3 separate regions of the Mus musculus genome follow, and all the other regions are linked to region 3. Evidence: chromatin contacts called from ENCODE POLR2A ChIA-PET data. All regions are on one chromosome and are shown on one strand. Each heading gives the region's core, a stretch centred on a gene start or an enhancer-like site at or near the end of the contact. The rest is flanking DNA. Distances are from core to core; before and after follow the strand shown.

What was found. ChIA-PET counts read pairs that join two places held with the same protein, here RNA polymerase II (POLR2A).
Region 1: POLR2A ChIA-PET joins it to region 3 with 49 read pairs in embryonic stem cell. The contact joins the enhancer-like site here to the promoter of Alkbh1 in region 3. POLR2A ChIA-PET finds 5 or more read pairs at or near these places in 4 of 5 experiments (Patski and embryonic stem cell).
Region 2: POLR2A ChIA-PET joins it to region 3 with 13 read pairs in embryonic stem cell. The contact joins the promoter of Sptlc2 here to the promoter of Alkbh1 in region 3. POLR2A ChIA-PET finds 5 or more read pairs at or near these places in 4 of 5 experiments (Patski and embryonic stem cell).

The regions. Positions count from the first base shown.
Region 1 is chr12:87,406,064-87,409,336 of GRCm38, forward strand. Gm33444 (a long non-coding RNA gene) reads left to right here. Exons shown (of 3, transcript XR_381803.4): 2 at 2,067-2,304; 3 at 2,944-3,273. Among named protein-coding and RNA genes, the nearest start is that of Sptlc2, 19 kb to the left of the region's middle. Within about 2 kb of position 1,853, at least 1 of the 3 ENCODE cell types and tissues checked has a DNase peak (open chromatin) inside an H3K27ac peak, as active enhancers do.
Region 2 is chr12:87,386,832-87,390,152 of GRCm38, forward strand. Sptlc2 (serine palmitoyltransferase, long chain base subunit 2) reads right to left here and starts at 1,524. Exons shown (of 12, transcript NM_011479.4): 1 at 1,215-1,524. The coding sequence starts at 1,340. Gm33444 (a long non-coding RNA gene) reads left to right here. Exons shown (of 3, transcript XR_381803.4): 1 at 1-847.
Region 3 is chr12:87,441,730-87,445,149 of GRCm38, forward strand. Alkbh1 (alkB homolog 1, histone H2A dioxygenase) reads right to left here and starts at 2,110. Exons shown (of 6, transcript NM_001102565.1): 1 at 1,913-2,110. The coding sequence starts at 2,095. Nrp (neural regeneration protein) reads right to left here and starts at 2,288. Exons shown (of 1, transcript NM_001013372.2): 1 at 1,119-2,288. The coding sequence starts at 2,189. The coding sequence ends at 1,782. It overlaps Slirp (SRA stem-loop interacting RNA binding protein), which reads left to right and starts at 2,167. Exons shown (of 4, transcript NM_026958.3): 1 at 2,167-2,297. The coding sequence starts at 2,201.

The DNA.
Region 1 (3,273 bases), core at 603-3,102, 36 kb before region 3:
GAGTCATCTACACCCAGGCCCAGTGAACAAGGCCATGGGACTGAAGGCACATGCTTAAATTCGACTGTGAAAGACCTACCCCAGGAGAGTATAGAAGATTTTAATCTTATTTATTTAATTTTTTTGCAATATGGTCTTGTTATGGGCAATATAATAATATGGGTATAATTATTTGTTTGTTTATTTGTTTGTTTTTGAGACAGGGTTTCTCTGTTTAGTCCCAGCTGTTCTGGAACTCATTCTATAGACAAAGCTGGCCTTGAACTCACAGAAATCTGCCTGCCTCTGCCTCCAGGATTGGGATAAAAGGCATATGTCACCACATCTAGTCCTGGAACCAACTCTATACACCAGGCTGGCTTCTAGGCCCAGGAATTTCTTAGGAAAAAGCAGGCATAGGTTCTGGAGTGTCCACTGTTTTATATTGAAACAGAAAGAGTATATGCACTAGGAGAGGTAAAGTAGGAAGGGGTAGGAGAAAGACTCCAGTGGTGGAATGGCTGAATCCAGTATAAACCAACTCAGATGGGAAATTCCTCTGTTTCTTCCTCTCTTAAAAAAAAAAAAAAAAAAAAAAAAAAAAAACAACAACAAAACCAAAAAAAAACAGGTTGACCTCAAACTCTGCCTCCTGCCTCAACCTTCAAAGGTCTAGGATTAAAGACCCTAGTCACACTACAAGTTTGCTCTAATGCAGTGGATCTCAACCGTCCCAAAGCTGTGACCCTTTAATACACTTCCTCCTGGGGCTGGAGAGATGGCTCACCAGTTAAAAGCACCGACTGCTTTTCCAGAGGTCCTGAATTCAATTCCCAGCAACCACATGGTGGCTCACAACCATCTGTAATGGGATCCAATGCACTCTTCTGGTGTGTGTCTGAGGACAGCTACAGTGTATAAATAAAAATAAATGCTTAAAAAAAAAAAAAAAAACCAGTTCCTCCTGTAGTGGTGACCCCCCAACTGTAGTTATTTTTGTTGCTACATCATAACTGTAATTTTGCTACTATTGTGAAACAGAATGTAAGTATGTGTATTTTCCATGGTCTTAGGTGACCCCTGTGATAGGGTCATTTGACCTCTTAAGGGGTCACAACCCACAAGTTGTGACAATTAAGGGGACAATTTCAGTCCCTTTTGAAACAGAATCTCATTGTAGTTCAGGCTGCTGGATATCACTATGTAGTCAGGGATGACCCCTGAACTTCTGATCCTCCTGCCGTGTGTGTGTGTGTGTGTGTGTGTGTGTGTGTGTGTGTGTGTGTGTGCGCGCGCGCGTGCGTGGACGCACGCGCCACACTCATGCATAGGCTAAGAGGTCCTCTACCGGATAGGCTTCATTTCTAGGTTCTTTGGGGTGTTTTGTTTTGTTTTGTTTCTCGAGACAGGGTTTCTCTGTGTAGTCCTGGCTGTCCTGGAACTCACTCTGTAGACCAGGCTAGCCTCGAACTCAGAAATCTGCCTGCCTCTGCCTCTCAAGTGCTAGGATTATAGGCGTGCGCCACCACTGCCTGACCCATTTCCAGGTTCTTAAGGATTTGACTGAGGAATAAGGAAGAACAATGATAAAAGAGGAAGGAAGGGAATAGGTCTAGACTAGAAAACATTGTCACCAGGAAACCGAGGACAAGGTCTTTCCACCCCCAATGGTTCTCTGCTCCCCACAGAGGGTGAAAATTAGGTCAGCTAGTTATTTTAGGCTTCCATCGCAAAGGGACTGCCTGTTTTACGCGTTCCTAGGCACTTAATGGCGACAACCTTTCTCTCTAGAAAGTTCACTGAAACAGATTTGGGTTAGCCTTGACAGCGGTTCTTGCAGAGACCAGAGAAGAGGGTGGCAGAATCCTCCCGTGACCCTTTGAAAGGGGACCGGCAGGGGGACCAGGGGAGAAGGGCACCATCTCCAGCACGGCTCAGGGGCCTCTGCATGTGAAACAGGAGGAGGATAGAGGATGCACATGAGGAAGGAAATCATCAGGGACGCCAGATCTCAGTGCAGCAGGCGTGGTTTCTGGGAACAGAGACTGGCTGGCAACCCTCCCTCCTCCTCCTTTGCATTCTTGTAGATTGACGTCGCAGCCTCTCTGGAGAAAGAGCCACCGCACGGGAAACACTTCAGCCACAGGTTGAGGACCCGCAGTGCACACGCACAAATGCACGGACGCTAAGAGGATCATGCAAGAGGAAGGAACTTGTGCACTTCTGTTGTGCCTTTATTCCACGGAATTGTTACCGATGGATTCGTTTTTATGCTGGAAAGAACAAGGAAGGACAATGTTCCAACTGCTGGACCTGTTAGGGACAGTGAGTGCCTAGCCCTTTACCGGAATGGCCTGTTGACCTTTGTTCTGGAGTTCTGAGCACTTCCTTTGGATGAGAGATCAGGTCAAACACTAGGGTCAACGTTGGGTGTGTAAGAGGGAGGAGGGAAGGGAAGAGGAGTTCCAAATCCTTTGGAAAAAGCTCAGACACCAAAGACAAGATCAGGGCTCGCCTTGGGAGGCGTGGAAGAAAGGACAGGCTTCATGTAAGGAATTCTGTGGAATTACAAAACCAAGAACACTGTGACTTATGAAGAGTTCCATACTTTCTAGTCACTGCTCTGAGCATTGTGGAGGACTATAATCATATCTCTAGGCCACATCCCAAGAGACCATAGTGTTGCCAGAGAGCACCCATCTACCTTGTGAATTATGAGAACACTGGAAGTTACACTGTCACCTTCTCTCCAGCCTCTGTCCTTTCTCCTATTTTATTGGTTCACACCTAAGGCAAAAACTCTTTGCTCTGTTGGATGGCTTTTTGGGATTGTCCCCATTCTGCAGATGAGAAAAATGAGGCATGGGGAAACTAATACAATACCGTTGGCAAATGGATGCAATCAAGCTTCAAATGTGGGCCAGTATAATTGTTTTTTATTTTTTTATTTTATTTTTTTTGCAGTGCTGACATCTTATACCAACCAAGTGCTACCCACTGAGATGCATTCGCAGCGCTGATTTAGAATTCAATCTTAGGTATCACATTGTATTTCCCATGACTATAATTAAATGGAGGACAGCTCATGGAATGCCTGCAAGAATGATAAGTGGTCCTGTTGCTAAAACTTCTTCCCAGAAGGAGAAAGAACATATGCCCCTTCTAAGGCTCCAAAGAAAAACTGGGGAACCAGCAAGTCTATTGTGCTTCAGGGATGACGAGTCACTTACAGGGTGTGGTTGCTGCTCTGGGCAACAGGCTGTACCTGGAAAGGCTTTATCCAGCAAGGATGAG
Region 2 (3,321 bases), core at 274-2,773, 55 kb before region 3:
CCCTGTCTCAGAAAATAAATAAATAAATAAAACTGTCAGGAAAGCCAGGTGTTGGGGTCTTAGTTGCTCTTGGGAGGCAAAGGCAGATCTCTTTTAAGTTGGAAGTCAGGCTTAGTCTACAAAGCAGAACAGCCTGAGAGGGCTGTTACTCAGAGAAACCATGTCTGGAAACAAGCAAAATACTGCTAGGAATTCAGAATTCTGTAAGATAGTTTAGAAGTTCATGGATATGGTTGATGATTCAACTTCAGTTAATTAATACAAGGACTCATGACAACTTACCACTGGATTAAGCAACGCCCTCCACGATAGCTCTATTGCGCCGTGAAGGGGCCACCTAAAATCCTATCTGGATGGTGGGATGGGGGTCTCACCAATCGCACAACGGGACAATTTTCAAGACAAGACCCCCGAGGAGGTTCCCTGCCAAGGTTTTCCCCATAAAGGAAGTCCAGAACGTGATAGGAAGAGGCTGTCCGGTTGTGCTTCCACAACTGCACTGCCTAACTTTCTCAGAGCGTCAGCTTCCTTTTGGGGCTGCAAGACTCTACAGGAAGCATGTACTCGAGGGGACCCGGGCAGGAACCCGAGAAAGTATCGCCGGACTTCGAGGGAAAGATTTCCTCTGCTTCCCACTAGGAGCGGCCTGCACTTTTTTTTTTTTTTTTTTGCGTGATCCACATGGTTAAGAACCAGAGACTTGCAGAGGAAGCCCAGCCTCCAGGGCCCTTCAGAACAGCAAATGCTGAGGAGCCGGGCAGACCTCAGGAGTCCCGCGTGGCTGAGGAGCCCCGGGAGGCTGGAGAGCCAGGCAGAACTAGGGGACACCGCACACCTAAGAAACCAGGTAAACCTTGGGACCCCCGCAGGGCAGAGAACCACAGCTCATCGCTGCGGAGCCGGGTAGTACTGGGAAGGCTCGAATAACTGGAGAAGCGGGCAGAACCGAGGAGCCCCTCACGGTGAGGGAGCCCCACATAGTTGTAGAGTCCCGCGCTGCCCTTGAGTCTCCCTCCCGCTCAGGGGGGAGGCCCAGCCAGCGCCGGCTCCCCGTCGCTCAGCACACCTGAGCCGCGCCCAGCCGCCAGCCGGCCACTGACCGGCCCGCGCGGCTGCCCGTCCTCCCCGGCCCGGCCCGGCCCAGCCCGGGCATCGGCTCGCGGGGGTCCCGGCCCACCGCCCCGATCTCGCCCAGCCTCTCGATCCCATCGTACCTGGCCGGCAGCCGCGACGGTGGCGGTGCTGCTCCTCAAGTACCCGTTCCTCACTTCCCCGTTCTTGACGCAGCCGTTCGCCCGCATCGGGCGGCGGCAGCAGCAGCCTCCGGGCTCCGGCCGCATCCTCCCGGCAGCACCCGGCAGCAGGACAGGCTCTGGAGGTGGCGGCGGAGCCAACTCCCGCTCCGCACCGCACCCACCTCTCCGAAACCGGAAATGGCTGCAGCGCCGCTGCCAATTCCCGGTCCGGCCGTCACGCGAGGGCGGGGCCACCCGAGAAGACGGGGCTCGCCGAAGCCCGGCAGCCGGAGGGAACATGGGGCGGGGTCTATCGGCTATTGACCAATCCAAAGGCGAGAGGGGCGGATCTCATGCTGATTCTGGCGAATTAAGAGCAAGGGAAAAGCGGCTTGCAGACATCAAGGGGACTTCTTCAGAGGAACTCGAGAACTGAGCAATTGATTGGAGCCCTAGCCAGGTCGTAGGTGGAGCTTTGCCGCCTACTGGTCCAGGTTGAGAAGGAGGCGGAGCCCGGAAAGGAACAGCCAATTAGAGTGTGGAGAAAGAAACAGGGGCTGAGCCTATTTCCAGAGCCTGTTCCCGGTTCTCTAGCACTGGTGGTGGTTGCCCTCTGTGCCCTTCCTCCCGAGAGGTTCTCAGGTTGAATCCGAGCCCAAGACAGGCAGCTCCTTTATTTCATTAGCAAATTCCTCTGTGGGTGTTAATAGAATAGCCTTTTTGACAGTCTCTCACTGTTCTTCATTGTGAACTACGCGAACGCCTCGCGCGCACATCACTTGTTTCTATCCGGGTTTTCCTAGGGCAATTTCCTTTGAAGACTTTCCTTGAAAGTCAGGAGACTTGATCTGTTTCCAGATCTTGTGATAACTGAAACTGAAACTTGAGGAATTAACTCCTTTAGGAGCCAAGTTCTTTTAAAATTCTTCCTGCTTCATGGACTCATTTGCCAGAATTACATTAGTAAAGCGCTGGACACCTATCACAATACCTAATCCAAATCAGTAGCAAAAGAAATTGATCTACATTTCAGCATTACAAAGACCTTTAGTTACCCATAAAAAAAAAAATCAATGTCATAATTAAGAGTATGACTCAGTCTAGGTTTGAATCCTGGCTGCCTCACCTACTAGCTGAGTGACCTCTATGTTCCTCTGCTCAGGGGGATAATAACAGTTGCCATAAGAGAATCTAATGAGTTAATGCCTGTAATGTATTTTGCTTAGGACCTGGCAATTAGTAAGTATTCATTAAGTGCTGGTTATTATTAATTGCCGAATGCATCTGTGTGAATCCCTGTGTCACACAACCCCTTCTCCCCTGGAGCTTTAGAACTGCGTTGGCAAGGTTATTTGTTTTGCTTGATTTAGAAGAGGTACTCTTAACAGCAAGTGGAGCAAGGACAAAACTTTCAAGTCACAAACCCTTTGATCTCAAAAGTGAACACGAGAATCAAAAAGAACTCTATGGGGCCTGGAGAGATGGCTCAGCAGTGAAGTACTGGACACTGCTTGTCCAGAGTACCTGGATTTGGTTCTAGCACCCACATGGTGGCTCACAGCTATCTATAACTCCAGTGCCAGAGGAATCAAAGCCTTATTCTGATTTCCCAGGGCACCAGACACAAACTTGGTGCACATACATACATGCAGACAAGACACTCACAGACATAAATTAAAATCTCCTTTTTAAAAGTTTTTTTTTTAAAAAAAAAAAAAAGCTCTGTATGCCTTTAAGCTAAGCATAGTAATGCATTGATACAGTCTCAGCACTCCTGAGGTAGAGGCAGGAGTGTAGATGTTCAAGATAATCTTTGTATATATAACCTGTCCAAGCTAGCCTGGGATATAGGAGTCCCTGTCTTAAACATGATGGGGTGGGGATAAGTAACTCAATCAGTGAAATACTACCAGGAAAACAAGAGGAGTTAAGTCCAGATTTTGAGCATCTAGTTAAAATCCCCATGCTTAGGACACAGAGATGAAAGGGTTCCTAGAGTTCTCTGGCCAGCTGGTCTAACTGAATTGGTGAGTTCCAATGTCAGGCAAAGACCCTGTCTCAAAAATAAGGTAGAGATGATGGGTGA
Region 3 (3,420 bases), core at 860-3,359:
GGCTTGAGAAATGAGCTTCTGTTTCAATCATTCTCCAAGGATGGAAAATTCCTGACAAAATAACAAATAACTGGCATATAAACAGGCCTCAAACAATAAGAACAACAAAAACGCCTCTCTCTTTGTCACTGGGAAATCATCAAATCCAGTGCCTAAACATGTTAGGCATACTCTCCATCACAGAGCTGCATGCCAGGCCCACCAATCTTTATAATAAAAATGACTATCAGAAACTTCCTGAGAGTCCTGATCAGCTTAAGTTTTCTAGTTACACATTGCTGGCAAAATATTTGGTCATGAGTTCTTAAATAGGCCACTTGATACTCAGATACATCCTCAGACCTTAAGATTTACAAACTCACTCTTTATGTCAAAGAAGCCAAGGCACTGAGCTTTTTGAGAGAAAATTTTTCCCCTTTCTGACTTTTCTCTAGCCATTTTTCCTACTCTGCTCTAACCTGACGTTCTGTGACAATAGCTTCTCTAAAATGCTAGCATTAACCTGCTGAGCTGGTGAAATTGACAAGCCAAGCTTACATTTAATCAATCCGTACTATATTTTTGAGCACTGTGTAACAACAACAAAAAAAGAGCACTTCTGGGAGGCATTACGGCAGGAATAAAGGACTGAATGACCTAAGGGCTCTTCAGAGTCCAATGTTAATCTCAGGCACACGCTTTCCACACGTAATTCACATGACTCTAAAACCTTATCTGCTAACAAACTTTCTGAGAAGTTGAGTTTTGGACTCCAATTTTACCTACCTCTGAGGTAGTTAAGAACTTCCGATGTGAACATCCCTGCACGATAAATACCAAGGCCAAATAAGGGGTTACATATTTTCTCTCTTAAGTGACTACAAAGACATCCTGGTTCAGTTAGCTGCCAGCCTGGGCTCTCAAACGAGACTCTGTCTCCACAAGATTAAGTTTTTTTTTTTTTTTTTTTTTTTAAATATGACTATGGCCAGGCAGTGGTGGTGCACACCTTTATCCCAGCCCTCAGGAGGCAGAGGCAAGGAGGATCTCTGTGAGTCTGAGGCCATCTTGGTCTACAGAGTGAGCTTCAGAAAAGGCAAGGATACACAGAAACCCTGTCTTGAAAAACCATACATAAACATACCCTCTGGCCCCTTTCTTCTCATCACGAAGAAATAGGGAGGGTACATAAATTGTTTAGATTTAGCTTAGAAGTTTATTTACATGTCTACGAGTGCTCTCCTGTGGAGCTCAAGAGAGGGTGTCTGATCCTCCGGAAGAGTTACAAGAAGGCTGTGAGCTGCCACGTGGCTGCAAGGAACCAAATCTACTTGGTGTTCTTGGGAACACCAGTAGGTAAATGCTCTTAATTACTGAGCTATCTCTCCAGGCTCCTAGATTCTCAGGAAAAAAACCTGCTAATTTTACCTTTACTTTCAAAGCCTCAGAGAAGACAGGGTCGATCGAGTCTCAGGCCCAACGGATTAACGGTTTGAGACTTATTAAATGGCTGCTTTTATCTGAAGTTATGAGGCCACCCTAACGTCCACGAAGATGTTCTTCTGAGCTTTACACAAAATATCGTATTAGTATTAAACAGATAGTTAAGGAGGTACAAGCAATTTCCAGATTTTTTTCTTTCTTTCTTTCTTTTCTTTTCTTTCTTTTTTTTTTTTTAGCAAGGTCGCGTGGGTTGGGGGAAATGGCGGCAGGGCACAAGCCGTGGCCCGCGTGGGTTGGGGGAAATGGCGGCAAGGCACAAGCCGTGGCCAGAGCGTTGGGACAGCGAGGCAGCTGGTCGCTCATCGCTCGACATTACAGCTCACTGGACAGGCCCAGCAGGGGCTTCCCTCCAAAGCCGGCCCGGAGGCGGCCCAGTCTCGGGTGGCCCAGTCGGCCGCTAGGCTGGCACACACTACTCCTCCTTTCCTACCTGGGGCACGCCGGGCTTCGGGCTCCGAGCCAAGTGCGCCTCTGAGAAGTCGATGACGGCTCCCAGGTCCGCTGTCCCCGGCCGGCTCTGCCGGTAGAAGCGGAAAAGCTTCCGGAAAGCATCCTCTCTGGGCTCTGCAGCCAGCGTGGCTAATGAAGCCACAGCAGCCGCCATCTTCCCCATCTCGAGGCTGCCAACAGTTTGGCCCGGAAGCAGAACTCGAAATTCCGGCTCTGGCAGGTTCTTCCGGGGTCACGACTCCAGGGTTTCGATTCATTCCGTTTTAACATGGCAGCCTCCGCCATAAAGGGGCTAAGCGCACTGCGTTCCAGTACTGGTCGGCCTATTGCGTTTGTCAGAAAAATTCCTTGGACCGCGGCAGCGAGTGAGTGATGGAGATGAGGAAGGGCGCAGTCTTTATGTTTTATTTTAAGTAACGCGTAAAACCTATGTACAAACTCGCAAAACATAACTTCTCTGTAAAGAACCTTAGTCTACATGGTCAGGCGGTTTGCTTTTTTTTAATTTTTAATTTCATTTATTTATTTATTTATTTATTAATTATTTTTTAAGGAGCGCTTTCCTAAATTTGCCCGTCACCCTTACGCCTTGCTCAGGGACGCATGCTGATACTCTTTTGAAAAGAACACAAGTGGTTTGCTCTTGAGTAAATTCTTGCGCATAAAATTTTGCTTCGGGTTAACTCTTTAGGCACGATCCTCTCCACTCGCCCGATCGACAGTAGTCAGTCATTCGGAATGATTTGGTGGAAAGATTAATTATTTGCTTACTTGGACACTCACGAGTCAGAAGGAGCTATTTTGACCTCAGGGGAGCTTGACTTTCAAGTGGCAAGAACGAAGGGGTGGAGATGAGAGAAGAGATTCATTTGGTTCAAAGATGAAATTTGGACCAAGGAATTGATAAAGGGGACGAGTCGGAATCACTTAGTTTTTAAAGTAAAACCGACAGCATATTTGCTGGTTTGCGGAGAAAGGTGTACACTCCAGATTCCTAGCATAGATGACCAGCGGTTTTAGAATTGAGGAAGAAGAAACCTAGAGAAGATTAAAAGTTGCAGGATGTGAATTTGAGCTGCTTGTGGGGTCACTCGACAGCATTTGGACAGAGGTAGCTCGTGATTGAAACTTTAATAGTTGTATAATCCGAATAATGAAGTCAATATGGCAAAGGGTCTCATAGGACTTTTTAATTGTCTAAAAAGTGTAATCTGTAATACCTCCCCCATAGAATTGGGGAGAGGAATAAATAAGTTTATAGATGAACTTGGTAGATTTATGCTAGAATGTAAGTATCTAACAAGTGATAGTGGTTCTATTTACATGGTTGTTAAAATTGATGCACAGAAAAGGCTAGTCTGGGGATAGAGAGTTGGTTAGTTCTCCAATGACTTAGCACTTTTGCTTTTGTCAGTGCAATTTAAAGTATTTATGTATGTTGTCAGTGTGGGTGAGTACAGATAAATGAAGGTGCCCCATGTAGTACAG